2 separate regions of the Homo sapiens genome follow, and region 2 is linked to region 1. Evidence: chromatin loops called from intact Hi-C (ENCODE). Cell type or tissue: heart left ventricle. All regions are shown on one strand.

The links. Peaks named below come from ENCODE experiments on the same cell type or tissue, not always from the same donor. Only the 100,000 strongest peaks of a DNase experiment are listed, where the experiment ranks them.
Region 2: a loop joins it to region 1, with 4 times the contacts of the local background. A loop is called at or near these places in 8 of 110 quality-filtered maps.

What each region holds. Positions count from the first base shown.
Region 1 is chr2:30,682,402-30,690,401 of GRCh38, reverse strand. No RefSeq gene overlaps it. Among named protein-coding and RNA genes, the nearest start is that of CAPN13, 120 kb to the left of the region's middle. In heart left ventricle, a CTCF peak has its summit at 4,183 (motif pointing left); DNase peaks (open chromatin) are centred at 715 and 1,320; H3K27ac peaks cover 2,577 bases.
Region 2 is chr2:30,508,222-30,516,221 of GRCh38, reverse strand. All of the region lies in intron 1 of LCLAT1 (lysocardiolipin acyltransferase 1), which reads right to left. Among named protein-coding and RNA genes, the nearest start is that of LCLAT1, 65 kb to the right of the region's middle. RefSeq lists an enhancer at 1-326. In heart left ventricle, no CTCF peak of the experiment used is centred here; a DNase peak (open chromatin) is centred at 4,931; H3K27ac peaks cover 5,568 bases.

The DNA of each region.
Region 1 (8,000 bases):
CTAGGGCCTCACCTCTGCCTGCAGGAAGGAGGGGTGGCTGGAATGGGCCGCTGCTGAAGCCAACCTGGGAGAACAGTTCCGACGTGGGGAATGTGGATGGAATTATTTTCTTCAGATTTCCCAACAAAAATAACTTGGAATTTATGTCCTTGGACATGCTGTTCCATGTTTCTGCTCAAATTCCTCCCACTGCTGCCTAGGAGCCTTTAGATTTGCAAACAGCCCGGTCTTGGCATTTGGAGGTCAGAGCCATCCATCTTTATTTTAACAGGGATTCTTTAAGTTCCCACTGAGCACCAGGCCTGAGGCTGGGCCTTGGGGATTCCAGATGAACTCAGCACAGAAGGGGAGAGGGGCAGGGACCTCTTATTTGTGATTTTATTGTTATCTTTGTGCTGGGCACTTAGTAAGAGATGAAGGCCTCCTGCCAACCTTTGAGGGACAGATGATCATTTTCCCATTTTACCAATGAGGAAATCAGGATCTGGCAGGCTGAATGTCTGTCCTCTCCCCACCCCGTCACCAGGAGGGATGAGGGATCCCACCAGAGAGGCTGTAAGGCACTGACTGATCAGGCCACAGGAGAGGTGACAAAGGCTGATATTTGGCTCTGGCCTGACCCACTGGGACCCGGCTTCCAGCTCCTCACCTGGCGATGAGGCAGGAGGGTCACATGTCCCCTGAGGTCTCTGCCAGCCCTGACCTTCTTGGCTCTGTCTGGGCTCATCCGACCCTACCCTGCCTTCTCCATTTTCCAGTCTGAGCCAGGAGCCCTTCAAACGGTGGGCCACCCAACAGGGACCTGGCACCACTGTGTGGTGTCTGAGAAATTGCAAACAATGATGACAGGCAGTTTCCTTCCTGAGAAGTAGGGAGGCACACGAGCCTTGTTCTCCTCTGTGCCCATTCCACCATAGGTGCAGGGGAAAAGTGTCACCCTTTCCTTGGTCTCATAGCCTCTGGGGCATTCTGTGAATGAGTCTGAAAACAAGCCATTGCAGGGAGGGAAAAATAAGCTGCTTACCCCAGAATGGCTCTCTGAAGCTCTGCCGGCCACCTCCTCCCAGGCCTTTGCAACAGAGACACCCTCCTCTGTTGACAGGGTAGGTCACCCTAGGAATCAGGCAGTTCTCTCTTAGGTGTCAGCTTGCAGCACTCCCATGAGGACAGGCTGGGTCAGGAGCCCACCCTCTGCTCTGATGAACTCCCACAGACCCAGGATGGAAAGGCCACAGACTCCCTTTTGCAGCTTTCCCTGGTGGAGGGACAGGTTGAGGGACAGGCTCCAGGCCAGAGGCACTCGGCTTCCATCCAGGGAGAAAAGCTGTGCAGACACGTTTCCCTCGCTAGTCACTAGGACTGAGAGCAGGGAATGAGTGAAGCTGGGACCAGCCAGGCCATGGTGCCAGCTGTGCCTGAAGCAAATACTAACAACAGCTATAATTAGCAGTAATGACCCGAATGGCTAGCATACTGTGCTGATGGATTTACAACAGGGGCGGTGGGGCTGTGGAGAGAATTCGAAGGGTCTGTGAACTTGAATGGGGAAAAAATTTATATCCTTATTTTCACTAACCTTCCACTGAAATTGAGTATCTCCTGCTCTTCTGAATGTAGTCAACAGGCCTCAGACATTTTAGCAGCATCTGCGACTTGCCAGTAGAAATCAAAGTTACATTTCATATCACTGCATTTGTTACGATATCTGAAATTATTGTTTAAGCTAATCACTGCTTCAGAATTATGGGGGTTGCGAGATCTGTCACTAGATCTTGTTTGTCGTGTTAACAAGAATCTGTGATGTGATATCAAAAATTTTAGCTTCTATAAAAATATTGTGATAACTGTATTTCAATGTAATTGGTGTTATCCTATGTCTTCTGTTTCATGCATTTAAAAATATAGCTCTGAGGAGGGATTCAAAGCTTCACCAGGCTGCCTTAACGAGGAAGAGAGGGGCTGCTCTACTGGCATAACCTTGAACAATGCTCCCAACCAGCCAGTGTGGGGGCAGGGCTGGAAGGACCTAGGTTGGCCTGCATACATTTTGGGGGTGCAGATCCCTTTGTTCAAAAAAAGTTTTTCAGGGGCTGGGCGCGGTGGCTCACACCTGTAATCCCAGCACTTTGGGAGGCTGAGGCAGGTGGATCACTTGAGGTCTGGAGTTTGAGACTAGCCTGGCCAACATGGTGAAACCCCATCCCTACTAAAAATACAAAATTTTGCCGGGCCTGGTGGCATACACCTGTAGTCCCAGCTACTCAGGAGGCTGAAGCAGGAGAATCACTTGAACCTGGGAGGCAGAGATTGCAGTGAGCCAAGATCGCAGCACTGCACTCCAGCCTGGGTGACAGAGTGAGACTCCGTTTCCAAAAAAAAAAAAAAAAAAAAAAAAAAGAGTGTTTCAGGAAGGCCAGCGTGACATCATATAAAGGTGGGACTGCTCTGGTAGAATTTGGGGGCAGGGGGTCCTTGGAGCTTCCTTACCCTGCCTACCGAGCCCTTTCATTAGATGCCGTCCTGCTCTTCCCCGCTTCCAAAAAAGCTCCATGGACTTCCTCAGTTTCCACAGAGCACATTTGCAAATCATGGACCTAATGCAGCCCCTGTCCAGGACCACCTCGTTGGTGGCATAACTTCCTATACAGCCCTGCCCATCGGAAGTCCAGGATGCCCTGGTTCTAGGCCCACAAGGCCTCAAGCTTGACTGTAGGCAGATCTGGGGTAGAATTTGGGGGATGTCATTTATGATCCCAGAATGAGTCCTCCCATGCATTCCTGAAAAAGACCAGGAGAAGGCTGGGCGCAGTGGCTCATGCCTATAATCCCAGCACTTTGGGAGGCCAAGGCAGGCAGATCACAAGGTCAGGAGATCAAGACCATCCTGCCCAACAGGGTGAAACCCCATCTCTACTAAAAATACAAAAGTTAGCCAGGCGTGGTGGTGGGCGCCTGTAGTCCCAGCTACTCAGGAGGCTGAGGCAGGACAATCACTTGAACCAGGGAGGCGGAGGTTGCAATAAACCGAGATTGCACCACTGTACTCCAGCCTGGGCGAAAAGAGCAAAAACTCCATCTCGAAAAAAGAAAAAGACCAGGAGAGAGAGGGGTTCCTAGCCCAGAGGGCTCTCACCAGCAGCTCAGGAGTTAAAAACATGGGCTTAGAAAGCTCTAAGTTCAAATACTTTTCCACCGCTTACTAGTGGTGTGTGCCGTCCAGCCTCCACTTTCACCTGGTAATTAGGAATAATACAATTTCCCACATTTAAAGGTTGTTTTGAGTTAAACGAAAAAATGCATGTAAAGAGCTTAGCCTGACCCAGCAAATGCTCAGTAAGTGGCTGTTGCTACCTGAGCCCTTTCTCTGGGGAAGATGTTTGCACCTGCCACAGCCTCTGCCCTCCTCATCCTTTCCCTCTAAGGCATCTCCCCATTGGAGACCACCTCCAGGCTTGTTTTCACCGTCCAGGCCTGGAACTCTTAGTCCTTCCAATCCTTTCCAAACATGTCACTTGGCATTCTCAGGGTGTTTTGGTAGCAGCAGCCACAGCTCACCCAGACGGCACACACTGTAGCTATTATCTAATCATCTAATAATTAGCTTGACATTTATAAAGGGCCTTGAGGGATAACTGCTTGGGGTAACTGCTGTTTTCAAATGCGATGGTACCGTAATTTTGCACCTGTGCCAGGCAAAATGTGAGCAAGAGGGAACAGTGACCCAAGCCTCTGCCTGCCCTCAATTGTCCTTAGTGTGTTTAAGTGGAAGCAGATTTACCCAGAAGCTAACAAAGCATAAGCGTCAAGACCCCTTACCTGCACGGTCCTGTGTTTTCTGTAAAGTTTGCAAAAGTAGCATACGTTTGCTTTTTTTTTTTTTTTTTTCTTAAAGAGGCACTTCAAAATTGTATGAGCTGCAGGTGCTACAAAACCTAACCCACTCCTGGGTTTAAATCAGAGCTGTCTCTTGGATCAGTCCTGCCTGGAAGCCTACTTTTCCTATTGTTGCCATCAAGAACTGGCAAATGGGTTTGGGGCAGAAGGTTAAGGAGGGGGCTGCACTGTGGGCTAAACATGGTGATTTGCTGGATCAGAATGGAGCCCCAGACTTTCCAGCATTAGGGATTCAGAGATCCCTGTTCTGCCACCTGCTGGCTGGAAGACTTGGGTGCCGCCACACAATCTCAGCCCAGGAGTCCTCCTCAGTAAACTGCCATTTAGAAGCCTGACCTGCCTACAGCACAGCCAGAGGTTACTATGAAGAGCAAACAAGCTCTCTGTCAATATGCTGAAGTGGCTGTTTGGTGGTGACTGCAAAAACACACAAAACATTGAGTTAGGACTTAAAAGGCCGGCAATAAACTCCCTCCCCAGCCCATGGCAAGTAAGTCATGCATGGAATGAGGTACATAGCTTGCATGTGCCTTACTCGACTAAGAAATAAAATAGGGAAAATACTCCCTAGCCCTTGTTAGTAGGAGCACAGGTTGTGAGAAGCGAAAGCAGTCATCTGCCTGGACACCTGGGGGGCCACAGTCTTCCCACTTCTACAGCCTCAGGCCTTTGGGAGTAGCCCCCAGGACAGATGACCAGGGAAAGGATATGGCTTTGGCCAGGACACGGAAGAGAGAGGTGAGAGTAGATAAAAGCTTCCACTGCAACAAGGGCAGGCTCTCATTATTGCTGTTAGTGGCCCCACCTCCCAGCTGGGCTCAGACCCCAATGCCCTCTGATACCTTCCCTTCTGGTTTCCCCACATCTGATTAGTTAAGTCCTAAAATCCCCACCCTCAGTATCTGTTGCTTCATCCCCTCCCTACTATTCCTACAGGCCATCTTCTATTTCTGTTCTGGACTATAGCAACAGACATCTAACACAGGGCTTCCAACAAATGGGATACAGGTATGCTAGGGTTTTATCTCCTTGGCCCTGGACACAACCAGATCAGGCTTGGGGAAGCTGGGGCCTCTGGACTAGCATCTTGCAGCCCCAGGAAGCCTCCTTTGGTACTCCCAATGCACATTGCACTCCCAATGCAAATGTCATCATTTTTATATTGCCTCTATGTGGAAAATTTGGGGAATGCTGACCTCCCAAGTGCCCCTTTCTGCCCACTCAGACGCATCCTGGGCACTGTGGCCAGGTTGATTTCCATGGAGTCCAACTATAATAGTGCAGTTCACCTTCAGAATGGCAAGATTCTGCATGGAATGACGGTTGCAGCAAGCCACACCTGGCCACAAGATCAGGTGAAAAGACCCAATGCCAGAGTCCTTCTCACAGCGTGGTCCTGTGAGTTGCAATGTGTGGAGAAACATAGTCTGGGAGCACAGCAGACTACACTCCTTCTCTTAGGTTGTGGTTCTCAGATTCTATGGTGTACATGCATCACCTGCTACACTTGTGAGAAATGCAGATTCCAGGGCCTCCTCCCTTCCCCCTCCCCACTCCCCAGCCCCTCACCAAAATTATAAACCAGGGGGTTTGCAACTAGTCCAAGAAATTTACATTTTTGAGAAGCATGCTGACTATGAATGCAGGTGTTGCACAAACCCTACTTTGGGAAACAGTGCCCCAGTGACCACAGCTAATTGCAGATTTCACCCAGTCAGCCCAAAAGATGAAACACCGCATATGGACAGGAATTAGCAGTAAAAAACTGTGTTTCAGCCTAAAACTTGAAACCAAATACGTCACTTGGAATAATTCCATAAGAATAAGAGATCATTAAAATACGGAAAGTGGTTGAAAGGAAGACCATCTGTGCAAACCAAAGCAGTTTCGAGGAACCAAAATAAGTTACTCAGACCCGAGAACATTCTCCCAGAAGGGCAAACCACATGAAAAATACAAAATGTAATCCTAAAGAAAAAGGAAAGTCTTGAGATTCTGGAAATAAATTATTTATAATCTATAACCAAAGCAGCCCATTGGGCAGAAAAATACAGCAAACTGCTCTCTACAGTGTGAGCAGATGGAAGACATTGAATACGCACATGACCAAATATGAATGGCACGAGTTCCTTCAGGGGGTTCCCAAAGTGGAGTGAACTTCATCAATGGCATTATCATCTGCGGTGGGGGAGATGCTTCAGCAACAATTCCAGCAGCTCCGGGACCTGTCCTGTCATTCAGCTGGGTGGTTCTACAGGCTGTCACTACCTGTTCTGATTCCCAGATGGAGGCATGGTCGGCTCACAAGAATACCATGAATGTATCAGGCAAGTGGCACTGAACATCTGAAATCCAGACTGACTTGAAAAATAGAGATTGCACGTTCACCATAATGTTGTGGGATGTTTGACCCTCAGTCAGCAGATTGCCATCCTCGTGGGTTATTCCTGCCATTTGCTCCTTTACTTCCTTTTGGCCACCGCATGAACCATTTAATCACACTTCAAAACTCTGCTCAGTATGTGGAGTGGAGCGGAGGGCTCAGGAACCATTCTGGGTGGTAACGGACTGTGATTAAATAGAGACCCAGCAGTGACTGCAGAGTCCTTTTAACCAGGACAAAGCTGTGGTTCTTCCCCTTTGCTTGGGGACAGTGGAGGCCAGAGAAGACCGGGAGATGGTTCTGGAAGGGGCAACTCCACCTGGTTTACTAGCACCTCATTTGGGCTGGTTCACACCCATGGGATGGGCGCTCACTCACACTGTTTCCCCAGAGGAAATGTAGGACTTCGCGACTCGCCTCAACCTGAGATCTCAGTGACCTGGATCAACAATGTTTCAGGGGGAGGTTGAGAATCAGCATAAAGAAGCAGTTAGCGACTAATATGGGTTGGCTCTGTGTCCCCACCCAAATCTCATCTCAGTTTGTAATCCCCATGTGTCCAGGGAGGGACCTGTAATCCTCACACATCAAGGGAGGGAGGTGATTGGATCATGAGGGGTGGTTTCTCCCATGCTGTTCTCATGGTAGTGAGTGAGCTCTCATGAGAGCTGATGCTTTTAAAGTGTGGCACTTCCTCATTCTCACTCACACTCTCTCCCGCTGCCTCATGAAGAAGGTGTCTGCTGCCCCTTCTGTCATGATTGTAAGTTTCCTGAGGCCTCCTCAGTCATGCTGAACTGTGAGTCAATTAAACTTCTTTCCTTTATAAATTACACAGTCTAGGGTATTTCTTCATAGCAGTGTAAGAATGGACTAATACAGAGATGGAACATGTTTTCAGCTTTTATGTGAGGCTCTATTTTTAACAAGGATGAAATACCTATCAGGGAAAGAAATACAAAAGCCTCAATGGGACCCTTTTAGAGGTACACTAAAAACACATCCTGATAAATGCAAAATGGCCAAGTTTTAAGATAAGCATTGAGCTGGAGCCAAATGTTGCTATCATAGATATCCTTTGGAATATAACAATAAGTAGGAAATTTTATTTAATTGAGTAATAAGCATTACCCTTTTATTATTAAAATATTTAGTGGTCAGATTTCTAGTCTGCCTTTATAGTGCAGGAATAATGATGTCTTAGCACGGTCTGCTGTGAGATTGCACCTTGCATTTCACTGGGTGCTGCATATTTACAACACTCACTAGACATCCATGCTCACTGAGACCTGCACACACTGCCAGTACAGGCTTCTCATGATGGTGATGTTTTCCATGTTATTAATCTTTCCTTTCTCTTGAACTCAAATAATTCCTTTTTAACTCCTTGATATAAAGAAGTCCCAACCAAGACTTCTTGAAAGCCTCATGGCACATATTAAGTTAAATAACTAAAAGTGAAAAGTAGCTCTTACAGGTTAATTCTCCCCACCTGGGCATAGGGTGTACCCCGAGACTGCTGCAAGGATCAGCCTACACACAGGCGCTCACAGGCTGTCAGAGAAGGGGTCTTGGAAGCTGTAAAAGTGTCAAGCCAGACAAACCATTGCACTCAGCGGAGCAGGGAACCCTAAGAGTTACAAGGTAGTTCAGGCTTTGACTTGATTATGTAACCAGCTGTCCTAGGCCCTGAATAGAGCCACTGATCATCAACTGACCAATG
Region 2 (8,000 bases), 170 kb after region 1:
GATCCAAAGGGGGTTGCCACTGCCAGTTCGAATACCTAGGTTTATATCCTGATAGTTGTCCCTCCCCCTGTGCTCTCAGGCGATAGATGACTATTTCTTTACCTCCTGCTTTTAGCTTAACGGGTATTTTAGTGAGCTCTCTGTTACCTGATTGGTCAGGTGTGAGCTGAGTTACAAGCCCCATATTTAAAGGTGGATACAGTCACCTTCCCCAGCTAGGGTTAGGAATTCTTAGTCGGCCTAGGAAATCCAGCTAGTCCTGTCTCTCATTACTATCCCTCAATACCTAACGTAATGTATAGCACACCAAAACTTGGGGAAGGGCAAGGAATGGGAGTTGCCAGCTTCTGCTGGAAGAAAATTGGGTTAAATAACTGACAAATTAAATATTTAATCTTTAAAAACCCTTTAAAATAAAAAACGCCATGATTGAAAAGTAATTAAAAACACTGCAATTTAGTATCATGTTTTGTGCATTCTTTGTATAATACTGATACTGTTTTTAAAAAGACATTTGAAAACTAAGTGCAGTTTTAAAAGGGCATATAACATTTTATTGACAAATAACAGAGATAGAGAAGTGAACTGTAGATAATCCTGAAAAACTATGCCTACTTCAAGTGTAACCTAACAAGTTTTTCCAAATGACCACTTTCCTTTCAGCGAATTAACAACAATCTTAATAACCTCACTAATAACTGTGTACGTTATTCTTTAAGTTAACATATGACAGTGTGGGAGGACACTCCCTGACAAAGATTAATGGACTCCATTAAGGATACCTATAGTTCCTTGCTCAGGAAGGAAACATTTTCATAGAATCTCCTTAGTTATTTTATTCACATAACAAGTCAAGTGTTAGCAACTAGCGTTACTCTCAGAGTCTAATGGGGAAGCTAAGTACGAAAATAAATGATTGCAATTCACTGTGATACATGCTGTAATAGAGGGATAGGAGGTATGCAACAGGTGTTAAGGGTAGATCAAAGTAGACAAGATGAACTCTGCTAACAGGGATTAAAGAAGGCTTTAGACTCTTGGAGGAAAAGTGGTTGTGGGAGGGGAGAGAATACTCCAGGCAATAACCTACAGAGTCACAGAAATTTGAAACAGCATGGCTTAATCAGAAAACTTTTTAAACTCATATTACTGAGGTATAGGTATACAATGGGGGCAGTGGGGGAGCGGGGGTTACAACAACATAGGCCTGAGGGAGAAAGTACACACACCCAGGCCAGGATGGCCAAGAAAACCACATTTGCCAGGTCACTAGGGGTGGAGGAAAAATATCTAAGGCATATGAGTCATGTTTTAGGATAAATGTTAAAAGTGAAATGTATATAAACGTTTCAAAAGTGAAATGTATATAAACATGAACTCAATCAGTATACAGATTGATTTTGTTAAGAGCCTGCTCTGGATCCAAACAGAGAGTGCATGGGACTTGTTGGCAAAAATCCCAGGACTGACAGACGCTGGTATCACAGAGGTCTGTGATGCAGCTCCAACACTCAACAGCCAGAGGATCACAACCACATTACTTAACCTGGACACCTCACTTATAAAGTTAGGAGGTTAGGGGAAAACCTCTCTGGGGCCTCTACTAACACAGAAATTCTAAATATAGGCTACCTTTTGACCACCGAATACCTATCAGGAACTTTACAGAGGGCTCTTGGTATTTACATATTTAACATCTAGAGATTCAACTATTCATGAATAATCCAAAGGTCATAACATGGAAGTAATCTGCTGAAACTCAAAACTGAATTGTGAACACTGCAAGGCTGATGTCAAAAAACAAACCATTTAGGTAGTAATTAATGACTCTGGCCAACTGTCTAGTATCCTAATCTCAAAAAGCCTTTATTCTGTTCTACTTACTTCATAAGCACTTCTTGGGGGAAGTGATATGCTACAATAGATTTGTAAATGTGAAGGTTCAAAAGGACCTTGTTATGTCCCTTGACAATGTCAAGTATGTCCTAAAATAGGCACTTTACATTCTCACCTCATCCAAACAAAAGCCTCAAAAGCAAGTTGCTGATTTATCAGTAGTACTTACAAGTAAAGGAATGAAAGATTTAGTTCCATTAACGAGTCCCTGACACTGTTTATATTGAGAGAGCTAAGAGAACCTATAACCAAGGAGATTCTCAGAAAATGCAGTTGTGAGCCCCCAAAATTTGAGACAGGTCTCAGTTAATTTAGAAAGTTTATTTTACCAAGGTTGAGAACAGGCACCCGTGACACAGCCTCAGGAGGTCCTGAAGGCACGTGCCCAAGGTGGTCAGACCACAGTTTGGTTTTATACATTTTAGAGAGACATGAGACATCAATCAACACATGTAAGATGAACATTTGGTTCTATCTGGAAAGGCGGGACAACTCGAAGCAGGGAGGGGGCTTCCAGGTCATAGGTAGATAAGAGACAAATGGTTGCATTCTTTTGAGTTTCTGATTAGCCCCTCCACAGAAGGCAAGCAGATATGTATTTATCTCAGTTAGCAGAGGGGTGACTACGAATAGAATGGGAAGCAGGTTTGCTCTAAGCAGTTCCCAGCTTGACCTCTTCCTTTAGCTTAGTGATTTGGGGGGCCCAAGATATTTTCTTTTCACAGAGAAAAGAATCCAAAACTGCAGAGAGTTTAAAGGCCAAAAAGTAAATAATGAATAATAAAAGCATATAATGAATTAAGCATATTGTTTAAGCAAATGCAAACTCATTCATTCATGAGACTAGGGGTCAATAAAGTACACACAAAACCACTCAACTACATTATACTAAAGTTGCACTTCTTGCATTTTTTACTCTAGTAACTAGGGAACCCTAGAAATTCCCCATTTTTTCCAAAAATGCAGGAAAATGAAAATTAACTTGTGCTGACTTATATATACATATATTTATTGATATTTATATATTTAAATACATATAGTTAAATGTAGCAAACAGTATATTTATATATAACTACACATTAATAATTAATCTAAACTCAGTTTAGATTCAACAAATTTTCCAGTGAAAAACCCTAACACATCTTTTGTGAAATATGTTCATTAGTAATCAGTAAAATATAAATTAAAGTACCATTTTCCTTCTATCTCATTAGAAAAACTGAAAATATTCACAATATTTAACATTAGCAGGGCTATAGATACAAATGTATTTTTCTATCCTGCTACTAAGACTGTAAATTAAGTACCACCCTTTAAGTTAGTAATAAGGCAGTACTTGTCAAGACAGAAATGTGCATTTTTAATTAATAATTATATTTCAAGAACTCTATCACGCAGAAATATTTATAGGAGTACACAGAGAAATGGATACAACATTGTTCATGTAAGTATAATTTGTAATAATAAACAGTGGGCAATAATAAAGCCTACCAATAAGAGAAGGGGGAACATTTATTTTAACATTTATTATGAAATACTAAGCAGGCATTCAAGAGAATAAGGAAACTCACATCATCTGATATGACTGGGTATCCTTGACATTCAGTAAATAAAACCGATTGCAAAATATAATAGATGGCATGATCCCATTTTTGCCTTAAGCCAAATTTTTTAAAAATGTGTACATCTATGTATATTTGTGTATGTGAGTACATGTATTTCTAGGTGTATTAATAGGTCTGATTTCAACAGAGGGGCATAGTAAACTCAAGATTATGCCACAAAGAGGCTATCTGGAGATAAATATCCTCTCCTTAATCTCCATCCACCCTTTTATCTCCTTCGAGGGCTTCCTTCCCCTTGACCTCACCCAACTGGAAATAAGAGAAAAGTGTGCCCCCTGGGTCTCTTGAGGCAGACAAAAGAAAAGAATGGAGAGCGTGTCCAGAGGGCAAAGAGAAGACATCCAGCAGAACAATATCAACATAAGGAAAATGAGGAGTTACAAAGCATTATCTAGAATATGATAACCTTTTATATATACATTATACAGTGGTTAATTTTTTCTATTTTTGCTTACATAAATTTATTAATTTTGATAAAAACAAATGTGTCATGAAATAAAATAAGAATTCCAAAAAACTAAAAACAAAACTAAAAAGGTCTGAAGAGTTTCATATTAAGATGAAATATCTAATTGTGCTCTCTCAAAAAACACACTAAAAATCCCACACCTACAAAGAATAACCAAAAAAAGAACAACATTTTAAAAGCTGGAAAGCAGAAAGCCAAATGTTGACTATCCTGGCTGACCTGCAAAGACAAAGTGTAAGCCAGCAGAGGAAAAAGTTGAAAACAAACCCACAGAATCCTCCTAAGGCCTAGGAGGCGGAAGCATCAGGTACTGCTGGATGCAAATGGAGATGAATGGCAGTTTGCCAAAATAAAGAGGATTAGGTAATGAGTGAGGGGCAGGTGGATTCCTAGATTCCCTTCTCTCTCTGCACCTCTGGGTAACTGTCCCTCTCCTACCGCAGCATAAACTTGCATGTCTATTCTCTAGAGAAGGTAAAACAGAGTTTCCCAATTAGGAAATGCACAGTTTAGGGCATGGTCACCACTCTAAGAACAGTGGGATTAAGTGACCATATACATGCTGAATCCTGAATGCTAAAACCTCAGACCATCTTCCCTGGATGAGCTCTCAGATGGCTGGCAACAAGATCTTTGGTCCTATGCCAGTTGTCCTATAGAATATTCTGCAATGATGGAAATGTTCCCTAGTTATGCTGTCCAAAACTGCAGCCATTAGCTACATGTAGCTATTGAGCATCTGAAATGTGGCTAGTGCCATTGAAGAAATGAATTTTTAACTTAATTATATTTCAATTTAAATAGCTACATGTGGGTAGTGGCCACAGTATTGAACAGCACAGTCCTAGGCAGAAGACAGGAGTGTACTCTCTGGGATGTCTGACCAGGCTATGAGGAAAGACAAAAATACAGAAACAGGCCAGGCGCGGTGACTCATGCCTGTAATCCTAGCACTTTGGGAGGCCGAGGCGGTCAGATCACTTGAGGTCAGGAGTTCGAAAATACAGAAACATTGAGGGATTCCCTAATAAACAGCCCACATAAATCACCCCTCAGTAAAGCCCAAAGTTCACAAGCCTCACCTACGTGCAAGCCTCTACTGGCTTTCTAAATCACCCATTTTTTATTAGGAACAGATAATGAGACTTCTGAGCAAACACTCTAACATGACATTAGAGACTAAATTAAACAGAAAAAAAAGTATACTTGAAGGAAATAAACTATTCAGGGGAAAAGAAAACTTCAAAGAAAACTATCTTTAACATTTTCAAAAAGACAATAAATACTGCAATCAGGAAACAATAACATGTTCTTGTGGGAAAATAAAATGAAGAAAGGAAATATCCAGAGAATAAAAGAGCTACTGAAAGTTTAAAACAGCAAAAATGATTAGCAAAAATTATACACGACCAAAGAGTTAGAAAATAAAGTTGAGAAAAAATCTCCCAAAAAGCCCAGCAGAAGATAAAGAGATGGAAAGCAGAAAGAATATATGAAAGGGCCAAGACACGAGGTCCCATATGCCAGTAATACAAGGGCCAAAAAGAGTTGTGAGAAATTGGAGAGGGGGAAATCAGCAACAACAATCTCAAAAAAATTCCCCGGAACCGGAGAAAATGACATTCCACATTAACAGAGCCTACTAATAGCAAAGATAATGGATGAAAACAGATGTTCACCAAGGAATACCACTGTAACTTACAGAAGAGTGGAGACAAAGAACGTTCCACAAACCTTCTAGAAAGGAAAAAACAGGTTACATACAAAGGATTAAAAATTAGACCAGCTTTGAACATCTCAGCAGCCAATACCAGGAGCAAGACAAAAACAGAACAAAAACTTTAAGATTCTAAAGAAAATTATTTCCAACCCGTCCCTGTAGCAAGTGTTAGAGTAGTTGGTAGAAAAACACTGTCAGACATGCCAGGTGTAAAAGTGACTTCCCATACAATCTTTTAAAAAGAAGCTACTGGAAAATGGGCTCCACTAAAAGAAGTAAACAAAGACTAAGGGAGATCTGAAATACAGCAAGTAAGAGATCATCATAGATGAGAGGTCAAGAAGGATGATCCTGAAAGGGAGATTTCAGGGTGACAACTATACATTAGATAGAGAAGGCATTCGGTCCAAATTCTGAGAGGATGGCACAAAAGGAAGACTCTCTGAAAGTTGTTATCACCAAAATCCTTGCTACTAAACAAACCATCTGTTTGAGTCAAGAATAGAGTGTCCAGGTGAACCTGGCACAAATCCTAATCTGTACTTGGCTTCTTGACCATGTGCTAATAAAATTCCTGCTCTCCCTGCCACATTTGGCTTCCACATCAGCTGATGACACTGATTTTATCTGTCATATAGCACTCTGCTTTGTTGGGCGTCGTGGCTTATGCCTGGAATCCCAGCACTTTGAAAGGCCAAGGCGGGTGGATCATTCGAGGTCAGGAGTTTGAGACCAGCCTGACCAACATGCAAAACCCCACTCTACTAAAAATACAAAAATTAGCCAGGCATGGTGGCATGCATCTGTAGTCCCAGCTACTTGGGAAGCTGAGGCAGGAGAATCATTTGAACCCAGGAGGCAGAGGTTGCAGTGATCAGGCCACTGCACTCCAGCCTGGGGGAGACAATGAGACTCTGCCTTAAAAAGAAAAAAAAAAAGTATTCTGCTTTGACCTAATCCTGAAATATGGAGACAACACATGGTGAATTTAGAAACAAAATATATTCCCACTGGACAGCTATACTATTCAACACCCCATTCATGTTGAAAACTCTCAATAACTGGGCTTTTAAGGAACATACCTCAAAATAATAAGAACCATCTATGACAAAAACCACAGCCAATATCATACTGAATGGACGAAAGTGAAGGCATTCCCCTTGATAACTGGCACAAAACAAAGATGCTCTCTCACTACTCCTATTCAACATAGAATTGGAAATCCTGGCTGAACAATCAGGCAAGAGAAAGAAATAAAGAGCATCCAAATAGGAAGAGAGGAAGTCAAACTATCCCTGTTTGCAGATGACATGAACCTATATCTAGAAAACCCAAAGTCTTGGCCCAAAAACTCCTTAAGCTGATAAACAACTTTAGCAAAGTCTCAGGATACAAAATCAATGTATAAAAATCACTAATATTCCTATATACCAACAATAGTCAAGCTGAAAGCCAAATCAAAAACCCAATCCCATTCACAATTGCCACAAAAAGAATAAAATAACTAGGAATACAGTTAATCAGTAAGGTGAAAAGATTTCTACAAGGAGAACTACAAAACACTGCTCAAAGAAATCAGAGATGACACAAACAAATGGAAAAACATTTCATGCTCATGGATAGAAAGAATCAATATCATTAAAATGGCCATACTACACAAAGTAATTTATAGATTCAATGCTATTCCTATTAAACAACCAATGACATTCTTCACAGAACTAGAAAAAAACTATTTTAAAAATCATATGGAACCAAAAAAGAGCCCAAAGAGCTCTTCACTTTTTGCTTAGGCAATCCTAAGCAAAAAGAACAAAGTTAGAAACATCATGCTACCCAACTTAAAACTATATTACAGGGCTACAGTAACCAAAACAGCATGGTACTGGTACAAAAACAGACACATAGACCAATGGAACAGAATAGAGAACCCAGAAATAAGGCATCACGCCTACAACTATCTGATCTTCAACAAAGCTGACAAAAACAAGCAATGGGGAAAGGACTCCCTATTCAATAAATGGTTCTAGAAGAAGACTGAAACTGGACCCCTTCCTTACACGATATACAAAAAATCATCTCAAGATGGATTAGAGACTTAAATATAAAACTCAAAACTATAAAAACCCGGAAGGCAATACTATTCTGGACATAGGAACTGGCAAAGATTTCATGACAAAGATACCAAAAGTAACTGCAACGAAAGCAAGAACTGACAAACGAGATTTCAGAAAACTAAAAACTTTTGCACAGCAAAAGAAATTATCAACAGAGTGAACAGACAACTAACGGA